2 separate regions of the Homo sapiens genome follow, and region 1 is linked to region 2. The links are chromatin loops, found by intact Hi-C in ENCODE. Cell type or tissue: Caco-2. All regions are shown on one strand. Each heading gives the region's core, and the rest is flanking DNA. Links, peaks and the distances in the headings are about the cores only.

Region 1 (9,704 bases), core at 1,124-9,123, 62 kb before region 2:
ATATACACCATGGAATACTATGCAGCCATAAAAAATCCCAAAGGATTATAAATCATTCTACTATAAAGACACATGCACACATATGTTTATTGCAGCACTATTTACAATAGCAAAGACTTGGAACCAACCCAAATGCCCTGGATAAAGAAAATGTGGCACATATACACCATGGAATACTATGCAGCCAAAAAAAAGTACTATTCATTCATGTCCTTTGCAGGGACATGGATGAAGCTGGAAGCCATTTCTCTCAGCAAACTAACACAGGAACAGAAAACCAAACACTGCATGTTCTCACTCATAAGTGGGAGTTGAACAATGAGAACACATGGACACAGGGAGGGGAACAACACACACCAGGGCCTATTGAGGGGTGGAGGGCAAGGGGAGGAAGAGCATTAGGACAAATACCTAATGCATGTGGGGCTTAAAACCTAGATGACGGGTTGATAGGTGCAGCAAACCACCATGGCATATGTATATCTATGTAACAAACCTACACATTCTGCACATGTATCCTGGAACTTAAAGTAAGAAAAAAAAGAGAAAGTCTTAAATAATAATAATAATAATAATAATAATAATAATAATAATAATAGCTGATGTGTCAAAATTGAATTTTGTTCCCAGGTCCTGTGATAAGCAGCTTTACCTTGGCTTTCTTGTGTAATTCTCAAAATCACCTTCTGAGGTGGGTTCTACTATTATGCCCAGTTTACAGAGGAGGGGACTGAGGCTTGGCAAATTTCAGTCACTTCACCAAGGCCTTTCAGAAAGTAGAAGCAAAGCTGGGATTCAGTCTCCAAAGCCCAAGAATGGAGCTGCTACAATCTGCCCTCTGCAAAACCTCTGATGGGGCTTCTGGTTCTTTCTTTGTATTTAGCACGGGAAAGAACTGGCCCTAAAGAATGATTCTCCTAAAATAGGATGCCGTCCCTTCACTTCTCCTCAGATGCTTTTCATCATGGTGGGGAAGAGGGTCAGAGAGGGGCTGTTGTCTAGCAACATTACATTTGCTGCCACACCCTTCCAACTCCCTCCTTGCAGATTCACAGATAACCTGTCTCCTCACATTATGGTGATCCTTGCCCCCTGACCCCTCACAGGGGGCAGAGTAAATACATGGTCATCTTCCCCATCGACACCTCTAGGCTAGGAGAGGCTAGGCTGCAAATTATATACCACTTGAGAGATGGAAGGCGTAGAGGGTGCAGAACCTTACTTTCCCCATTGCAACCCTCTTGGGATGCTTTATGTAAATATCTTCTGATTATAAAAGAATAAGGAGGGGAAGGGCTGATTCATAGCCAGCCAGGTCTTCACAAAGCCCTGGGGCAGGCTGTACAGCCCCAGGCTACATAGATTATCCCTGAGACCACCAGAGGTAAGAGAGGCTCCAGAGATGTGCATGTAGGGAGGGGGAATGGATGTGTAAGCTCTACCCACAGGAAATTCAGGACCAATCCCCCAGGGCAAATGCCCCAAAATCTATGATGCAGGTGCGAGAAGCCTGCCGAATGCTTTTAGATCAGAATAAAACAGATTTCTTTTTCTGCTTTTCCTTACCAAGTAACTCCTAGAGTTGGGTCACGGTGTCCCCATCCTCCCAGTGAGCACCAAGTGGGTAAGTGCTTCAGCACGAGCTTGTTAGGATCTGAATTGAACATGCTCTGTCCACTTAATACCTAATGCAGTGCTCAGCACAGGCAGATGCTTAGAAATTACTTTTAAATGAGCATTTTACAGTTGACCTCTCTTCTCTCTCTGCAAGCCATGTTGAAATAAAGAAGACAATGATAATGGTAATATACAGGAACTTTGTTAGAGAGCTATTTATTCTCCTGAGGCTCCATCCTGGGTCCTTGTCAAAGGGATTTGGTTATTAAAATACCTCAAAGATGTATTACAAGGCGGTTTCACCAAAAAGACAGTTGGGATATATCAAAAATTTTAAAAAACTAAATGCCCTGCCGTACCTCCATTCTTCAGGAGTTAGAAGGGGGAGGCACTGGGATGAGGAGAGGAGGAGGCGGGTCACAGTTTGTGACCTTCCCAACAGTTTACCTATGCATGGAAGAGGGACAGGGGAGGGAATCTTATTCCCCCAATTCACTGAAGCAGCTTCCTGTGGCTATATCAAGTTCCCCAAAGTTTCAATCGTGATGGAGATACTGGGACTAAAAGTATGACCCTTTATTCTTTTGGTGTGAATTAAATGCCTTAATGTACCAGATACTCTGCTGTGCAACAGGGGTACAGCTGTGAAAAAGACCAGCCTTCTTGGAGGTCCTAGTCCAACAGGGGAAGCAGACGAACAGGAGTCTTGTGGTGGTGTGAGTAGGGGATGAAGGAGCATCTCCCACACTCCCGCATATCAGATACCTCCTGGCCTCACCTCACATCCTCTAGGCTTAACTTTTACCCCAGCAGCTCTTCCATGGGTGCACCCTGAAAGCTGCTCCACATGTCTCTCACTCTCTGTCCTGGAGATTCTCTGCAGCCACTTGGGATGCCAGCAGGAGCCACTGGCTATTCACACGGGTGCAGTCTGGAAGAGCAATATCCCTTGGTGCACTGACAATGGACAGCAGGAGCCAATGCTTTTCTTTTAGGTACCTTAGGCAGACAGTTCTGAGGTCCATTTATACAGCTCATTATGCATTGAATCGTGTTCCCAAAACAGATGCTGAAGCCCTAACTCCCAGTACCTGTGAACGTGACCTTACCTGGAAATAGGATCTTTGCAGATGATCAAGTTCAAGGTGGGCCCTATTCCAATATGACTGGTGTCATTTTAGAAAGGGAAAATTTGAAGATAGACTTGCAGATAGGGAGAACATCATGTCAAGATGAAGGCAGCAATCAGAGTGATGTGCCTACAAGCCAGGGAACATCAAAGAGGGTCAACAAACCTCCAGAAGCTAGGCAAGTAGCATAGAAGAGATTCTCCCTAACAGCCCTCAGAATGAATCAACCTTGCCAACACCTTGATCTGGGATTTTTAGAACTGTGAGACAATACATTTCTGTTATTTCAGCCACCCAGCTTTGTGGTACTTTGTTATAGCAGCACTAGCAAACTCATACACAAGTCCTCAGAATTCCCAGTGAGGTGATTCCTCTGTTTCTCACAATGAGGTCCAGCTTGGTAGCCCATGCTTGTGATGGCTTCACTTTAACCCCTGCTTCCATTTTTCCAGCAACCTTCTCATAGTCCCTTGAATCCCAAAATTAAGTCCTCTAATTAAAGCCCCTGCACCAAGCCCTTGACTCTGCTTTCTAATGGGAAAAGCCAGGCTAAGGCACCCACCCTTGGAAGACAGTCAGCCATCAATCTAGGTCCCTGAATGACTACATGGAGGAGAGACCTTGGACTGTTATGTGGGTGAGAAACAAGCTAATCTAGTGTTCACTCACTTGATGGAGAGGAGCCACCTAGCCTACTCTGGGTCACACAGGGTGAGCCCTCAGGGCCTGGCTCTGACAGACACATCCAATGGTGCTATTAGGAGAAATTACAAGGTGTTGGGGCAAAAGGTCACCAGTAACAACGCTCACTTCCGTGTCTTCCCAATGCAGACCTCTTTCGCTGCCTTTATGTAATCAAGTACAGGGGTAGAGTTGCTTTGTGGAGTCCCCTTGTTGGCTTCCTGGAGAATCCTGCCACCTGTCCTTCCCTTCTTCATCCTACCTCACCCCTGCCTATCTATTCCTCCTGGGCTGGGGGCTACTTGGTTAGTCGGATACATTGCTTAACCGCTCTGCCTACTTTCCTAAGAGAGGTATTCCAGAAGAAATAAGAGAAAACCCTAAATATGCTAAAAAGGTGCTATTGGAAACTATTTATTATATTATCAAAACTTCTATGTTTATATCTTGACCCTCGAACTAGACTATAAACTCTTAGTGTCACCAAATGTGTGGAAACCTTTCTTGCTTTGGTAGGAACTGAATAAATATTTTTAAACTGGGGAGGCATGGTGGCTCACGCCTGTAATCCCAGCACTCTGGGATGCCCAGACAGGAGGATCACTTGAGGCCAGGAGTTTGAGACCAGCCTGAGCAACATAGCAAAATCCCATCTCTAAGTTAAAATTAATAAAAATAAATAAATACATAATTTGAAAAAGAATTTATTCTCCTCACATTTAGATTTAATATTCCCTAATCACCCCTTTATCAAATATTATCCCAAGTGTGGTAGTAAAAGAGCAAACTTCAGCATTTTTCCAAGATAATTTTTTTTACACATTTACAAGTGACTGGTTTTAATGCCATGGTTTGAAATGAGCATGGCTGCGGAGAGAACTGGGAAAGTCGTTCCACCCTGGCCTTGCCTCTGACCATGCACATGAGTGGTGAGCTGCTCCTGCTCATCTCCCAGCACACCCTGTACACACATGATAATCAAGCTGCATTCGTCCATCTGGCACTCAAGGACTTGGAAAGGGAGCCGGAAAACATAAAGGCAAATCTCTTTCCACAAAGCTTCCCACCTGCCGAAGAGCTGTGATAACACTCCTATTTTTAGCACAGAATAATCACATCAGGTGCTTAGTGAGGGGCTTGGGGAAAGGGCTGGAAGGGACCAGAAGTTCTGCACACACTCACTCTGTCTCTGTGCTGTGGACACCCTCCAAAATGTGCTTGCTGCCAGTTGCCTTTAAAAATCATAGAGTGAGGCCTGGCACGATGGCCCATGCCTGTAATCCCAACACTTTGGGAGGCTGAGGTGTGTGGATCACGAGGTCAGGAGTTCAAGACTAGCCTGGCCAAGATGGTGAAAGCCCCACTCTACTAAAAATACAAAAAAATTTAGCTGAGCATGTTGGTCAGCACATATAATCTCAGTTACACAGGAGGCTGAGGCAGAGAATTGCTTGAACCCAGGAGGCAAAGGCTGCAGTGAGCAGAGATCGCAGCACTGCACTCCAGCCTGGGCAACAGAGCGAGACTCTATCTGAAAAAAAAAAAAAAATCATAGAGTGTGTGAGAGACACTAGCAGCACAGAATACTAAATACTACAAACAATTTAACTCTGTGGGCAATTATTTGCTCAGGATTTGTGTGTGCCTGCAAATATTTGGGCAAGGTTTGAATGGCAGAGGCATGGAGAGGTAGGGAGTGGTTGAGGGAAGCTAGCCTTATATTTCCCTATTAGGGCATGGTGAGGGCTGTCAGCAGCATTTAGAAACCAGCCTCCAGGGGAAGTGGGTCTGCCCTAGTTTCCAGCATCCTAGAAAGCTCCACGTCTCCCCAATGACACCAGGAAAGCAAATTAGGCAGAGAAAGCAGTGATTCAGTGGCTGGTACAACACTGAGTAGGTCCTGATGCCTAGGAAACTGGAACAGAGTCTAAGTCAGTGCAATTCAACTACAATAAACCAATCAGAGTTATAATTTATGAGCACCTAGTAGGTTTTTTGTTTGTTTGTTTGTTTTTTCTTTTTGAGACAGGGTCTTGCTCTGTCACCCAGGCTGGAGTGCAGTGGCACAATTGTAGCTCACTGCAGCCTCTATCTCCTGGACTTAAGTGATCCTCCAGGCTCAGCCTCCTGAGTAGCTAGGACCACAGGCTCAGGTCACTACACCCAGATAATTTTTTTTAATTTTTTTTTAAGAGATGAGGTCTGTCTTTGTTGCCCAGGTTGGTATTGAACTCCTGGCCTCAGGTAATCCTCCTGTCTCAGCCTCCCAAAATGCTGAGATTACAGGACCACCTGGTATTTACTGGGCCTTTCCAAACTTGTGGATGCAGATGCTCATTCCCACGTGAACACCACTGATCAGGAACTGTCTCGTTTGGATCCAAAGACCAGAGGAGTTTTCCAGTTGTTACACATGTCTCAGTTTTAACCACTTTTGAGAAATACCACACAAATTCTGCTCTGAACCTCTTGCCAATAAAAAAATAAATTATTATCCCCAGAAGCAATCCTGTGACTATAAGCCACAATAAAATTATGAAATATATCAATTAAGGTGTTAACACACTATCCAATGAAGAATGCTGTCGGCTCATCGGATGCAGTAAAATTGATCCACTGGCGTGATGTGAGCACCTGATCAATTTATTTCACTGACAAAGGGATCAATATGCCGATTTTTTATGGTATTAATCATTAGGTGAATTGTATTCGTTCTGCAAAAACCTTTATACACTTAGTAAAAGGGTTTTCTCTCTCAAAACTGTCACTGTGAAGCTTTTTTCTCTGCAGATTTGGCATTTCAGCACTCAGGCCCACCTATGGACTGAGGACCGTGAACACAAAGCAATCAGTCTTAGGTGGCAGGCGTAAGAGGCAGAGGCTTTATTCTTCCAGGAGTGTGATGATCTCACGCAATGCTATAAAAGCGATGGGAATCTAGAGGTGGAACGAGCATTCACTGTCAAGCCTGGGACCAGACAGAAAACTTGTGGCTTTCTTCCCCCATCCTCACTTTCCCCAACACTCTGGTCCCCTGGCGTCTCCCAGTCTAGTGCCATAAAGCTCTTTTCTGAGTTTGGTAGGTGGCCGAATGACCGGAGCCTTGGGAAGCAGGAGGCAGGGAAAGAGCAACAGAGATCCCACCCAAGGGCCTGAGGTCCTGCTAGGACAGGCAGGAATATCATTGTACCAGAGTCCTTCCAAGAGCAGACTGGTTTAAAGGAAAAGTTAATAGGTGAGCTGAGGTCTGAAGCATCCCTTTAAAAAAAAACAATAAGACACCAAAACTTGCAGTATTGAGTCAGCCCTAGGGAAATGACTCAGAAGAAAAACGCTAAAAGTATTATCAGAGACTGTCATCAACTGGGAACTAACATTCCGCCACTCAGGAGGCACCTACTGCAGAGATGGCAGCTGACTCCCAGTGATGCCAGCAGGCTCTTCGCATCTGCACTGGCAATAAAAGGCAATGCAAGGAAAGCACGTGCAACCAAAGCATGGAAACACAAGAATATCTTTCTGATGTCTGTCCAGAGATTATTCTCCTGCCAAGGGCCATTCTTACCAAAAGGGAAGCACACCGGGGCCATCCTGATGTGTGTTTGTCATGGATACCTTGCTGGACACAGGGTATAGGACTCCAGGATAGGAAATCAGGACAGGGTACGAGCAGAGTACGTTGTGCAACAGGGAGACAACAGTGAAAAAGACTAGCACAAACATCCCGTCTTGGAACTCAGACCTGGGTGGACACAGGAGTTGACTTAAATGGGACCCCTTAACATGAAGTGGGGGCGATTCAGAGTGATTGGGGAAATGTGAGGCCAGAAGAAGCTAGTCCTAAAAGGAGGTGTCCTAAGTGAGGAACAGGCCCTTCTCAGAGGCCCTGGAAGGATTGCTACAGAGGGGAAGGACAAGGGTATGGAAGGATGACAGTTAATATTTTGTCAGTTACCCAGCGTTGTCCTGGTAAATTTAAACACTCACCTTCCTTCTCTGCTCCCACCTCCACCAGAGCTCCTAGTCCAGTTGCTCAGAACACTGACAGACGACCCGGTGGCACTGCTCCTCTGACACTGCAGACCCAGTGTGTGCAGGCACATGTCCACAACAACTCTTTGGGGGAAAAAATGTGTATACGTGTATATGTCCATTCATTTATTATAAATGTTGTAGATATAAAAGGTGTAAAACACAAGTGACAACTAATAATAACATTTATAATACTCTCTATTGTACATTTCATATAACTAATTGATTCTTCCAGAATGCTTTTGTCGATTTTTGCCAAAGTCTTCTAATTGACTGAAGAGCTGTCTGAGGACGACCACCCAATAGGGGCAACATTCAGACAAAGGAGTAGGTGGGCAGAAATTTCAGAGTTACCAGGAATTTGGCCAAGAATTACTTTGAATATGATAGTCAAAAGTTGCTGCTCCTACCCCAGCAGCGCTGCTCCTGCACACATCTGTGTACAACACACACACACACACACACAGACTCAAATTCTCCTTGCCATCCAGAAGAGCCTCACTTTTCTATTCTCCAGCCAGCAAATTCCTGAGCCATGGTGTTAAACATGGAGTTACCATATGACCCAGCAATTCCACTCAAGGGAAACGAAAACGTACGTCCACACAAAAACTTGTAGATGAATGTTTATAGCAGCATTAATCATAATAGCCAAAAAGTGGAAACAAGTCGAATGTCCATCAACCAAAAAATGAATAAACAAGATGTGGTATATCCATACAATGCAATATAATTTGGAAATAAAAGGAATGAAGGAATCCACACCACAGCATGGATGAACTTTGAAAACATTCTGCTAACTGAAAGAAACCAGACCCAAAAGGCCACATATTGAATAATTCCATTTATATGAAACCTAGAGACAGAAAGTAGACTAGTGTTTGCCTCAGGCTGGGAAGGTTGAAGGAGAAATGGGATGTAACTACTAACAGATATGAGGTTTCTTTTGAAGACAATGAAAATGTTTGAAATTTGATTATGGTGATGTCTGCACAACTCCGTGAATATACTAAAAACCACTGGGCTGTACACTTTAAAATGGTGAACTATATGATCTGTTAATTATATCTCAATAAACCTGTTTTTTTTAAATTTCTGAGCCATGGCAAAAAAGCTGGTTGAAGTCTTATTTCAATCCTGTGAATGTACCTCCATTGCTAATGGTTGAAGAAGAGCTTTATGAAATGACTTGACCTCATTTTCAGATTGGATTCCCACAACTACCATGTGAGGCCAGCAGAGATGAGATTGCGTTTACTTATAAAAGGCTGGGGTTCAATCTGTTAGGTGACTTGCTTAGGGTCACACAGCAGGTCTAGAATGGAAGGTGGTCTTAGCATTGTCTACAACTCATGCTGACACAGTTCAACTAACTGCAAACTAAAGAGAGAGTAATTACCCTACAACTGGGTCACATGGTAAGGCTAGGAGTTCAGGTGGGTTACAGAGCTAGACCAGGGATGTGAAGCCCCTGCTGAAAGTCCTCCCCATAAAGCTGAAGACCAGGAGAGCTGAGGTGTTGGTTCACAGAATGAGACTTTAAGAGTGGGTGAGATCAGGGCTCCATAACCTGAATGTCAGGCACACCTAATTGATTCAGGTGTCCACTCGGTAAATACTTACTGGGCATCTATTACGACCTAGGCCCCAGGGATTCAAAAGAGAACAAAGTCTTCACTGTCATGGCTTTCAGGGTAGAAAAGCACAGACAATCCTATGACCAATTAATTACAATTGTGATAAGGGCTCCAACAGGGGAAATAAAAATGCCAAGAGCATATAATGGGACATGGCCTGCTTCAGACTAAAGACAAATTGGGAAGAGAAAATCCAGTATTTTGCCAAATTCTACCTTACCAATTCTAAGTATGTCCTTTCCTTGCAAAGTCAAACCAAATAACCTGTTTCCGGGTTTGGTTTTGTTTTGTTCATTGAGCATATGATATTTACTCCTCTGCTCTCAGGTTTTCACAGAAGAAGAAACATCTACAAACACTTCAAGCCACTCAAGAAGTCCCAGGAAGGGATACTTGATCTTTCTTTTTGCCTTTTTACTTGCTTTTTCCCAGAGAAAATCAGATTTATCTGATTAGCAAAACTGGTGAAAGGCTGACACCCACTGGGCCCATTTACAGCGGGCAGGCCCATGCACTGTAACAAGTTACGGGTCCATCACTCACCTCTCACTCTTACGGGCCCCTGGGCTTTGGAGGCCTGGGCTCTCCTTGGGTTCCCAGGCTCATT
Region 2 (9,704 bases), core at 680-8,679:
ACAATGAAAAAAAATAAAACCCTAACTCTGTTTGCAGAGAACAGATTTTAGTGCATCAAATACTTAGGCATAAAGGACTCAGAGAAAGATAAGAAAAAAAAAAAAAGAATAGAGAAAGGAAAAACACAACTCATATATCATACTCATATCTATTAATAGGGATTATAGAAATAATCAAAAAGGCCCTAACATGACCAGAACAATCTGCAGCAAAATGAGTAAAAAAACAGCAGCAGGATTTCCAGGAATCTAAGTAAAGGTATCAAAAAAAAGCAACAAACATCTCTTGGAGTAGAACTCTTAGTAATGTCTTTTGGATTCATTAAAAGACTGATGTGAGAGTACTAAGTATGTATTTCATACCCATAGTAAAAACATACCTTATTTTATTTTCCATATCTTCACTATCTGAATCTTCAGAGCTTCTGTATTTATCTGGATCTGGGAGTGTGCTTGGATCAAATCCATCATCATCATCATCATCATCATCACTCCAATCCAGAAAGGCTTCCTCTTCATCTTTGGCCTAAAAAATAATAATAAGGGAAACTGCAGTTGAAGAAGTCAGTTGATAAATAATCAGGTTTTATTTGCAGACCCCAATGGATATCCCTCTAATTGACATCCACAGATTAGCTTTCTCTTCTGGTGTAGGCCCTTATGTGACTTTCAGAACCACAACCATTGGCAAAGAAATGAAAATCCTTATCATTTCAAAAATAAAAGAAGATTCAGAAAGCAAATCACTATTCAGTCCTTTAAACACAATACAGGAGAAAATTGTCTATTTTATTATTTCTGTGTAACTCAACTCAATTATCAAAGAAATAAAAGCCAGGTGCTGTGGCATGCTCCTGTCATCCCAGCTACTCAGGAGGATGAGGCAAGGGAATTGCTTGAGCCCAGGAGTTTGAGGCAGCAGTACACAATGATCACGCCTGTGAATAGCCATTGCACACCAGCCTGGGCAACATCTCTAAAATAAAATAAAAATAAACATAAAGAAATAGCATACAAAATTGTTTTAGTGATCCTGTCCACACATGTAAGTTTCAAAACTACCAAAAATACTAGGTGAAAATATAAAAGATCAGAAGCCAGAGTACAGTAACATTTGTCTGATTTTATGACCACAAAAGTGTAAGTCTTAAAAAACTATCAGATCTATTAGCTGGGCATGGTGGCATGTGTCTGTAGTCCTAGCTACTCCAGGGGCTGAGGCAGGAAGATCTCGTGTGCCAGACAGCTGAGGCTAGAGTGAGCCATGATTGCACCACTGCATGCCAGCTTGGGTGATGGAGTGAGATCCCATCTCTTAAAAACGAAACAACAACAATAATCAGATCTGTACAAGCTTATTTGTAGTGATGGGTCTTCTAAATTCAAATGCAAGTGCAGAGTCACTAAGAAGAATGGGAGAAGGGGAGGAACACCAAGAAATGGGAAAAGCAATAATGCATGGGAGGGAATGTATGGAAGTTGAGATCTGTTCAGTTTCATGCAAGCAGGTAGGTAAGTGGGCTTCTTTTGTTTTTAATTTTTGGTGGTTATTTTTGTCAAAAAACAAACTAATGCAAAATTAAACTTATTATACATTTATGTTATGAACATCACACGACAAATTTATTTCTGGTAGATTGGTTTTGTCAACTACCAGATAAACCGAAACAAGCAGTGGCACATGCATTTAACAGAAAATTATAAGTGGGACTAAAAAAATTTCAGTTTCTTTCAGTTACCATCTTTACAATTCTTCATACCAAATGATATAAACTTCAATGATTCTTTGATTCTTTTGATTTCAAATGATTAATGCTCGTTCCCAGAAATTGAATAACAGTTCAGAATAGCATAGTAATGACTGTGCTAGCACTATTATGCTATTCACTATTAAAGTACTCTAACATTCTTTGATAACCTCTAAACATAAGAATTAGTCACCACTGCAAAAGTCCCTTATTATTTTCCTGGTGAGAGTCCTTGGTAAAAAATAAAAGGTCTGGAAAGAAATTGAGTTGGGGGGAGGGGGGATTAGAAGCATTAAGCAGCACACTTGACAGCTTATTTTATTGTTTACTTGAAAATAATCAAAGACACCAACAAAAATTGGATGTCACCATAAACTCAAGAATTCTAATTTCCTGAGCTACAAGATATTTCTAATTTTCCCGTCTGATGCCCTTAAAGGAATGTACTATCTGAAGGTGGAGGCAGAGCAGACTCAAAACAGTTCTAAACTTTTTGGTCTCAGGACACCTTTACACCTAAAAAGAATGGAGGATGCCAAAGAGCTTTTGTTAACATGGGGAAGATCTACTGACATTTACTGTATTAGAAATTAAAAATTTAAAAAATATATTTATTCATTTAATATACTGTATTAAATAAAAATATATTTTATGAAAAATAGCTGTAATTTCCTAAAGAACTTTTTTTTTTTTTTTTTTTTACATTTTTGCAAGTCTCTTTAATGTCTGGGTTAAGTGAAGACAGCTGCATTCTCAAATCCGCTCTGCATTCATTCTGTTGCAATATTGTTGTGGTTGAAAAATGTAAAGACAATCTGGCCTCTCACAGATAGGTATTTGGGAAAGGGAAGAGTAATAGAACCTTTTCAGAAAACTGCAGTTATTCTTTGTTCATTCCATAACAAACGTTGATGTGTAATAGCTTCTTAAAAACTAGTTGTCATATGAAAACTGAAACCATATCAATGAACTTTTTGAAATTTGTTACATTAAAATCCATTGGTCTACCTTGCACTTTGAATGGATCTTTAGTGAATGATTTTGTAACATCATACATTGGTTACTTGGAAAATAATTGTTCACTGAATTACATAGATTATGCAGATCTCTAAATGTTGACACATTGCATTATATAATTTTTTTAAAGTCACATTTGTTATCCACCATCGATGTCTTTAAAACAAACAAACAAAAAAAAAAAAACCAAAAAAAAAAAAACAAGCCTTTTTAGTATTGGGAAGCTGTTGGTGGTTACAAATTTTCCAAAGTCAAATATTGAGAAATATTGGTGAATACAAGTTTTCCAAAATTCTTGTTTTCCTAAAAGCTCAAATTTTAGCATCAGCAACAAATACTTTCAGTTGTTTTCCTTGAAGGGTAAGCAAGTATCATTTTCCTCTGGCTGATTTCACAATTTTTTGTTTATCATAACAGTTGACCATGATATGTCTAGGAATGGTTTTGTGTTTGTATTTCTTGGGACTCTGCAAGCTTCTTGGATCTGATAATGTTTTTCACTAAATTTGGGGAGTTTCCAGCCATTATTCCTTCAAATATGTTTATGTCTCTTTTTCATCTCTCCTTTCAGGACTCCAAGCACATGTATACTGGACTACTTCACAGGTCTCATAGGTTCTGTTCCTTTTTCTTCATTTTTTTTTTCTATTCCTCATACAGGACAATTTCTACTGGGTGTTCAGGTTTGCTGTTCCTTTCTTCTGACAATGCCAAACTGCTTTTGAGCTCACCTGGCAATTTTTTAAATTTCAGTAACTGTACTTTTCAGCTCTAGGATTTCCAGTTTTTTTTTTTTTTAATGGTTACCATTTCCCTGCTCAGAACATTTTTCCATTCACTGATACCATATTTTCCTTTAATTCTTTGAATATAATTAAAATAGCTGCTTTGAAGTCTTTGCTAAATTCAAATCTGAGCTAAGTCAGCTTCTACTGATTGCCTTTTTTGGGGTATAGATCACACTCTTCTGTTTAATTCCATGTCTAATATTTTTGTAGAAAACTGGAGATTGTAGATAACATATTACCGAAACACTAGATTCTATCATGTTTCCTGAGGACTCCTGAATTTGTATTCTAACAGGCAGGTACTTTGCCTAGATTAAAACTGCAGACTCTAATCCATAGTAAGGAGCTGCTTATATCTGTTTTGATCCTGTGGCTTCTAGTTTCCTATGGGTCTCCCCTGAGCCTGTACAATGTGGTACTTAGCCAAGAATTCAGGCAGAGGTAGGCTTACCCTCTCTGTGGCTGCCTCTGGCGATTCCTCTAATTTCCAGCTGCTCTGCTGGCTTTGAGATCTGCACTCTGACACTTTGAGCAGAATACATTATTCAAGTGTATTAATATATAATGCCACAATTTACTATGCCCCTTTAGCATTATAAAGTGACCCTCACAAAATACCTACAATTTAATAAGAGAATAATTTGAAAGTTAAACTTAATATAAATACCTTAACTCAGTATTCCAATATAAATGTTTATTTACATTGGTATATAAAGAAAATACGAATTCAAAGTAATAAAAATTTACTTTCAAATGGATAAAATGCTATTTGGATTTGTTTTAATGTGACTCTTGTAATTGACAACATCCAGGCCTTGCTATTTCCTGACCTACAAAATGACTGCAATGTTGGTGCTATACCATATTGTCTGTGCGGCATTACAGTCAATTCATGACAATGACCAATAAAATGTGGAATACCTGTATTATGGAAAGTATAATGTGACTAATACCTTTAATTTATTAATAAAACCACTATCATTTACAACACAAGTCACTAAGTTAAAAATAGTATCACCATAATGAAAACATTCTGAAGTACTATGTCTTTTTAGCAAAGCCTAGAAGTATGTACTTTCTAGCCACATACGGTAAGAAAATGGACATTCTTAGCTGCTCTGTCTCTATCTTTGATTTCATGAATGATTTAAGAGATAATTTACCAAAATGGGACCATAAAAGGAAAATAGGGACGGCAAAGTCACTAAGCCAAAGGGAAGTCAAGCTAGGGACTGTGTCAGGCAAACCTGTCTCCCATTTTATTCCTAAATAAGATAGCTACAAAAGCTACATACCTCCCTCGCAATTTGCCCACAAGGATATTCCTTGTGGACAAAGGACAGACAGAACTCAAAGTCATCCCTCTGCTCATGTGAGACAAATGCTTATCTGATTGCTTCCTCTGCCCTATTGTTTCACTAAGCCAGACTAAGGCAGGAATGATGATTCCTCTACCTCCGCCTCACATGTGAATTGTCTATTTAGTAAGAGGCTAATCAGAGACTCAAAAGAATGCAACTGTTTATCTCTTAACTACCTATGACCTGGAAGTCCCCTCCCTGCTTCGAGTTGTCCTGCCTTTCTGGACTGAATCAATGTACATCTTACAGATACTGATTGATGTCTCACGTCCCCCTAAAATGTATAAAACCAAGCTGTGCCCCGACCACCTTGGGCGCATGTCCTCAGGACCTCCTGAGGCTGTGTCATGGGTGTGTCCTTTAACCTTGGCAAAATAAACTTTCTAAATTGGTTGAGATTTGTCTCAGATGTTTTGGGCTGACAGAACCATCCTCGTTTTTACCTCCTTTTGACTTATTTTCATGAGTCAAATATTCTCTGAAATATCTATCACCTCACAACTGTCCAAAAAGGCAGGACAACTTGAAGCAGGGAGGGGGCTTCCAGGTCATAGGTAGATAAGAGACAAACAATTGCATTCTTTTGAGTCTCTGATTAGCCTCTTACTAAATACACAATTGACATGTGAGGTGGAGGTAGAGGAATAGTCACTCATGCCTTAGTCTGGCTTAGTGAAGCAATAGGGCAGAGGAAACACTCAGATAAGCATTTTTCTCACATGAGCAGAGGGATGACTTTGAGTTCTTGTCTGTCCTTTCTCCACAGGAATATCCTTGTGGGCAAATTGTGAGGAGGGTATGTAGCTTTTTTATCTTTGTAGCTATCTAATTTAGGAATCAAATGGAAGACAAGTTTGCCTGACACCGTTCCCAGTTATGTCAGTGTGTTAGGACACCATGGCTGGAAACTCACTGCTGTAAGTAAGGGAAAACTGTTTAAGCATTTTAGCAGGAAACTAAATTAGTACCTTAGAAATGCAGCAATAGAAAGGGTGGTTGGAAGGTATAACATTTGAAGGAAGGATATCAGTTTTAAAACTATAATAATTAATGAAGGAAGTGGCAGTGGAGATGAAGGTGGAGGATCGGTATGAGAAATATTAAGGAAGGAGAATCAACTAGACTCTATGGATTACAGGGGTATTATAATGCACAATGTTTGTACCCCTCTTCTTTCATATGTCCATACCCTAATCCCAATGTGATGGTCATCAGGGTGGAGCCCTCATGAATGGAATTAGCACCCTTAAAAGAAGAACTAGAGAACTAGCTAAGTCCCCTTCCACCACGTGAGAAGCCATCTACAAATCAGTAAACAGGCCCTCAGGAGATACTAAATTTACTGGCACCTTGATATTGAACTTTCCAGGCTCCAGAACTCTGAGAAATGTGTGTTATTTAAATTACTAGTCTATGGAATTTTGTTACCGCAGCCCAAAGTGACTGAGACAGGTACATAATATATTTAAGAGAATATACACAGAAGCTTAGTCGTACACATCAGACCTCTCTTAAATATAGAAACCAAGAAGACAGCAGTTTAATTAACACTGAGAGGATGCCTTACAAAAACATGCTACGGTCTGAATGTTTGTGTCCCCCACAAAATTCATGTGTTGAAACCTAACCCCCAAAGTGATAGTATTAAGAGGCAAAGCTTTTTTGGAGGCCAGGGCAGATGGACTGCTTGAGCTCAGAAGTTCGAGATCAGTCTGCACAACATGGTGAAACCTCATCTCTACAAAAAAATTAGCCAGGCATGGTGACACGCTCCTATAGTTTGCAGCTACTTGGGAGGCTGAGGTGGGAGAATGGCTTGAGCCCAAGAGGCAGAGGCTGCAGTGAGCCAAGATCATGCCACTGCACGCCAGTGGGTGATAGAGCTAGGTCCTGTCTCAAAAAAAAAAAAAAAAAAAAAAAAAAAAAAAGAAGAGGAGGCAAAGCTTTTGGGAACTGGTTAGGTCCTAACAGTAGAGCCTATCTGAATGAGATTAGTGCCCTTACAAGAGGTCTGAGGAAACTTGCTCAGCCCCTCCATCACGTGAAGAACACAGCAAGAAGGTACCATCTATGAAGCAGAGAACAAGTCCTTACCAGACCCTGTATCTGCTGGCACCTTGATCTTTGACTTCCCACCTTCTAGAACTGCAAGCAGTTAACTTCTGTTGTTTATAAATTACCCCCAATCTAAGGTATTTTGTTATAACAGCACAAATGGATTAAGACAAAGATGTCTTCATTCAACAAATCTTTATTTAGCACCTATTATGTATAGCAGACACACTTTTAGGTTCTGGACATGCTGCAGTGAACAAAATCATGTCCCTGCCCTGATAACAAAATGAGCTGTTCTAGAACCGTTACCCACATAAGCATTAAAATGAAAGCCAGGTTCTGCTATTTCTGGGGAGCAGTCAATCAAGAGCGAATCAATTCCACAAGCCCTGCTAAATGTCTAACATTTGATAGAGATAGAAAGCAGTTTTCACCTTATGGATCCCCTAACATGTGGCCGACTGATTATGCATTCTGGCTGTCAACATGCTTCTTTCTCTTCATATTTCCAAGTTGCAAGTTACCACCACTACCCCCTCACTGACTAGTTCTCTCATCTTTCTCCACCCTTCCAGCCTGCTCAAAACAAGAACCCCCTATCATCCTCATACAGACACACACAGACACAGACACACACAGACACACACACACACACACACACACACACACACACACACACACACACACACACACACACACACGCATGCACGCTCCTCTCTTAAAGCCCTGGGCAGAAAGGGGGAGTATTTTACCCACATGAAGAGATCAGTGTCACCTCTATAACTGGCAGTTCCTGAAATACAGTTTAAGAACCTCTGAGGAAATTACTTCACCTAAAACAGGAATGACTTTTCTTAAAACAGTTAGTTGGAAAACTCATTTACAAGTAGGTCAGGTGAAAATATCCCAAAACAGAAATGTTACCTGACTGGTTATTTTTGTTTTGGTTTTGATAATGGCAAGAAACACAAATAAGATGTGGCATTCTCCTACAACAAACGTACAAAGTGCTTTAACATAGATTATCTTACTTGATCTTCAAAGCCTATGAAGTAGGTCAAAAAGATTTATTGTTCCCATTTTTGAAATTACAAAACTGTGATTCTGATGACTAAATTACTTACCAAGGTCATACAAACCTGGACATACACAAGGGGTTTTCTCCTACATCACCCTGAATCTCAAATCTCATCATTAAAACTTTGGATGTGCCTATACAGTGTTTTTGTTTTTTCCAGTATCAAGTGTATTTTATAAGCTTTGTAAAACATGCAGGTGTTTCCTATGATACCTTACATGTGGTAATCTCCACTTTCCTTATCCTTGGCCCCCAAGCCTTTTTTTTTTTTTTGCCTAGAATATTGCGCCAGCTGCCTAATACGTCTTCCTGCAAGTATTCTTTCCCCAATTCTGATCACTCCAATTCTGTGTTGTAATTAGAATTCTGAAATAGATTTCAAATCTCACATGTGATAATGTAAGACACCTGTTTACAACACGTTCTTTCAGATACCGGCACTAGTCAAGCCTCTTTCCACCTCAAGTCTTCGTGCATGCTATTTCTCTCCTGGAACACCCTCTGCTGCTTCTTGCCTGTTGTGGTGCCTTCTAACATCAAATGCATGGTGTCTCTTCACACCAATCCAACAGGTACCAACAGGTGCCCAACAATACAACTCATTTCTGACAATAACCATGCAGAGTGTCTTAACACAGATCCCACAGGTCAAGGGCTCAGTCCCACAAGACTGCCCACACTTCGGACACCAGTGGCCAGTAGACTACAAATTCACGGGTTCCCACAGGCCCCTCTCAGGTTCCATAATTCTCTACAACTTTTCATAGAACTCAGGAAAGGGTTTTACTTAATGATTGCCCATTTATTATGGAGGCCTAAACTCAGAAACAGCCAGAGGAAGAGGCACAGGACAAGGGAAGGGGCGGGAGTAGGGCACAGGACAAGGGAAGGGGCGGGAGTGGGGCACAGGACAAGGGAAGGGGCGGGAGTGGGGCACAGGACAAGGGAAGGGGCGGGAGTGGGGCACAGGACAAGGGAAGGGGCGGGAGTGGGGCACAGGACAAGGGAAGGGGCGGGAGTGGGGCACAGAACTTCCATGCCCTTCCTGGGTGGGCCACCGTCCCAGCATATGAATGTGTCTGCCCATGCAGAAGCTCTCTGAACTCACTTTTCAAGGGCTTTTATAATTCAATCTCCAGCCACCCTTCCCTTCCAGGGAGGTGGGGGGAATAGGGCTAAAAGCTCCACCCTCTAATCAACTGTTTGGTCTTTCTGGTAACCAGCCTCTACCCTGAAGCTATCTAGAGATGCCACCCTAAGCCACCTCATTAGTATAAATGCCAAGTGCTGAAAGGTGACTTCTTAAGTAAAACCAGAGACACTCCTGTCACTCAGGAAATCCCAGGGGTTTAAGGGTGTTCTGTCCAGGAACCAGGGACAAAGACCAAACATGTTTCTTTATACTATACCTGATAACACAAGTCATCAAGTATTTCTAAGCATCGTTTCTTCAGTAAAACTTGTAAAAAGCATCTGTTTCACAGGACGACTGTGCAGGTGAAATGAAACAACATAGGTAAAGCACTTAGAGTACCTGGCACACAGTAACACCCTAAAATATGCTACATAATAACACACTTTTCATTTCCATTCCCCCAGAACTCAGCAAAGTACATGGTAATGTCTGTTGTCTGACACCAAATATAAATGGGACACA

What was found. A loop is a pair of places that touch in the nucleus more often than their neighbours do. Peaks named below come from ENCODE experiments on the same cell type or tissue, not always from the same donor. Only the 100,000 strongest peaks of a DNase experiment are listed, where the experiment ranks them.
Region 1: it touches region 2 in a loop (6-fold over the local background); 2 of 110 quality-filtered maps call a loop at or near these places.

The regions. Positions count from the first base shown.
Region 1 is chr11:108,970,664-108,980,367 of GRCh38, reverse strand. No RefSeq gene overlaps it. Among named protein-coding and RNA genes, the nearest start is that of DDX10, 310 kb to the right of the region's middle. In Caco-2, for the core only: no CTCF peak of the experiment used is centred there; no DNase peak of the experiment used is centred there.
Region 2 is chr11:108,908,695-108,918,398 of GRCh38, reverse strand. It overlaps DDX10 (DEAD-box helicase 10), which reads right to left. Exons shown (of 18, transcript NM_004398.4): 17 at 381-526. Among named protein-coding and RNA genes, the nearest start is that of DDX10, 250 kb to the right of the region's middle. RefSeq lists an enhancer at 4,705-5,206. In Caco-2, for the core only: no CTCF peak of the experiment used is centred there; a DNase peak (open chromatin) is centred at 5,068.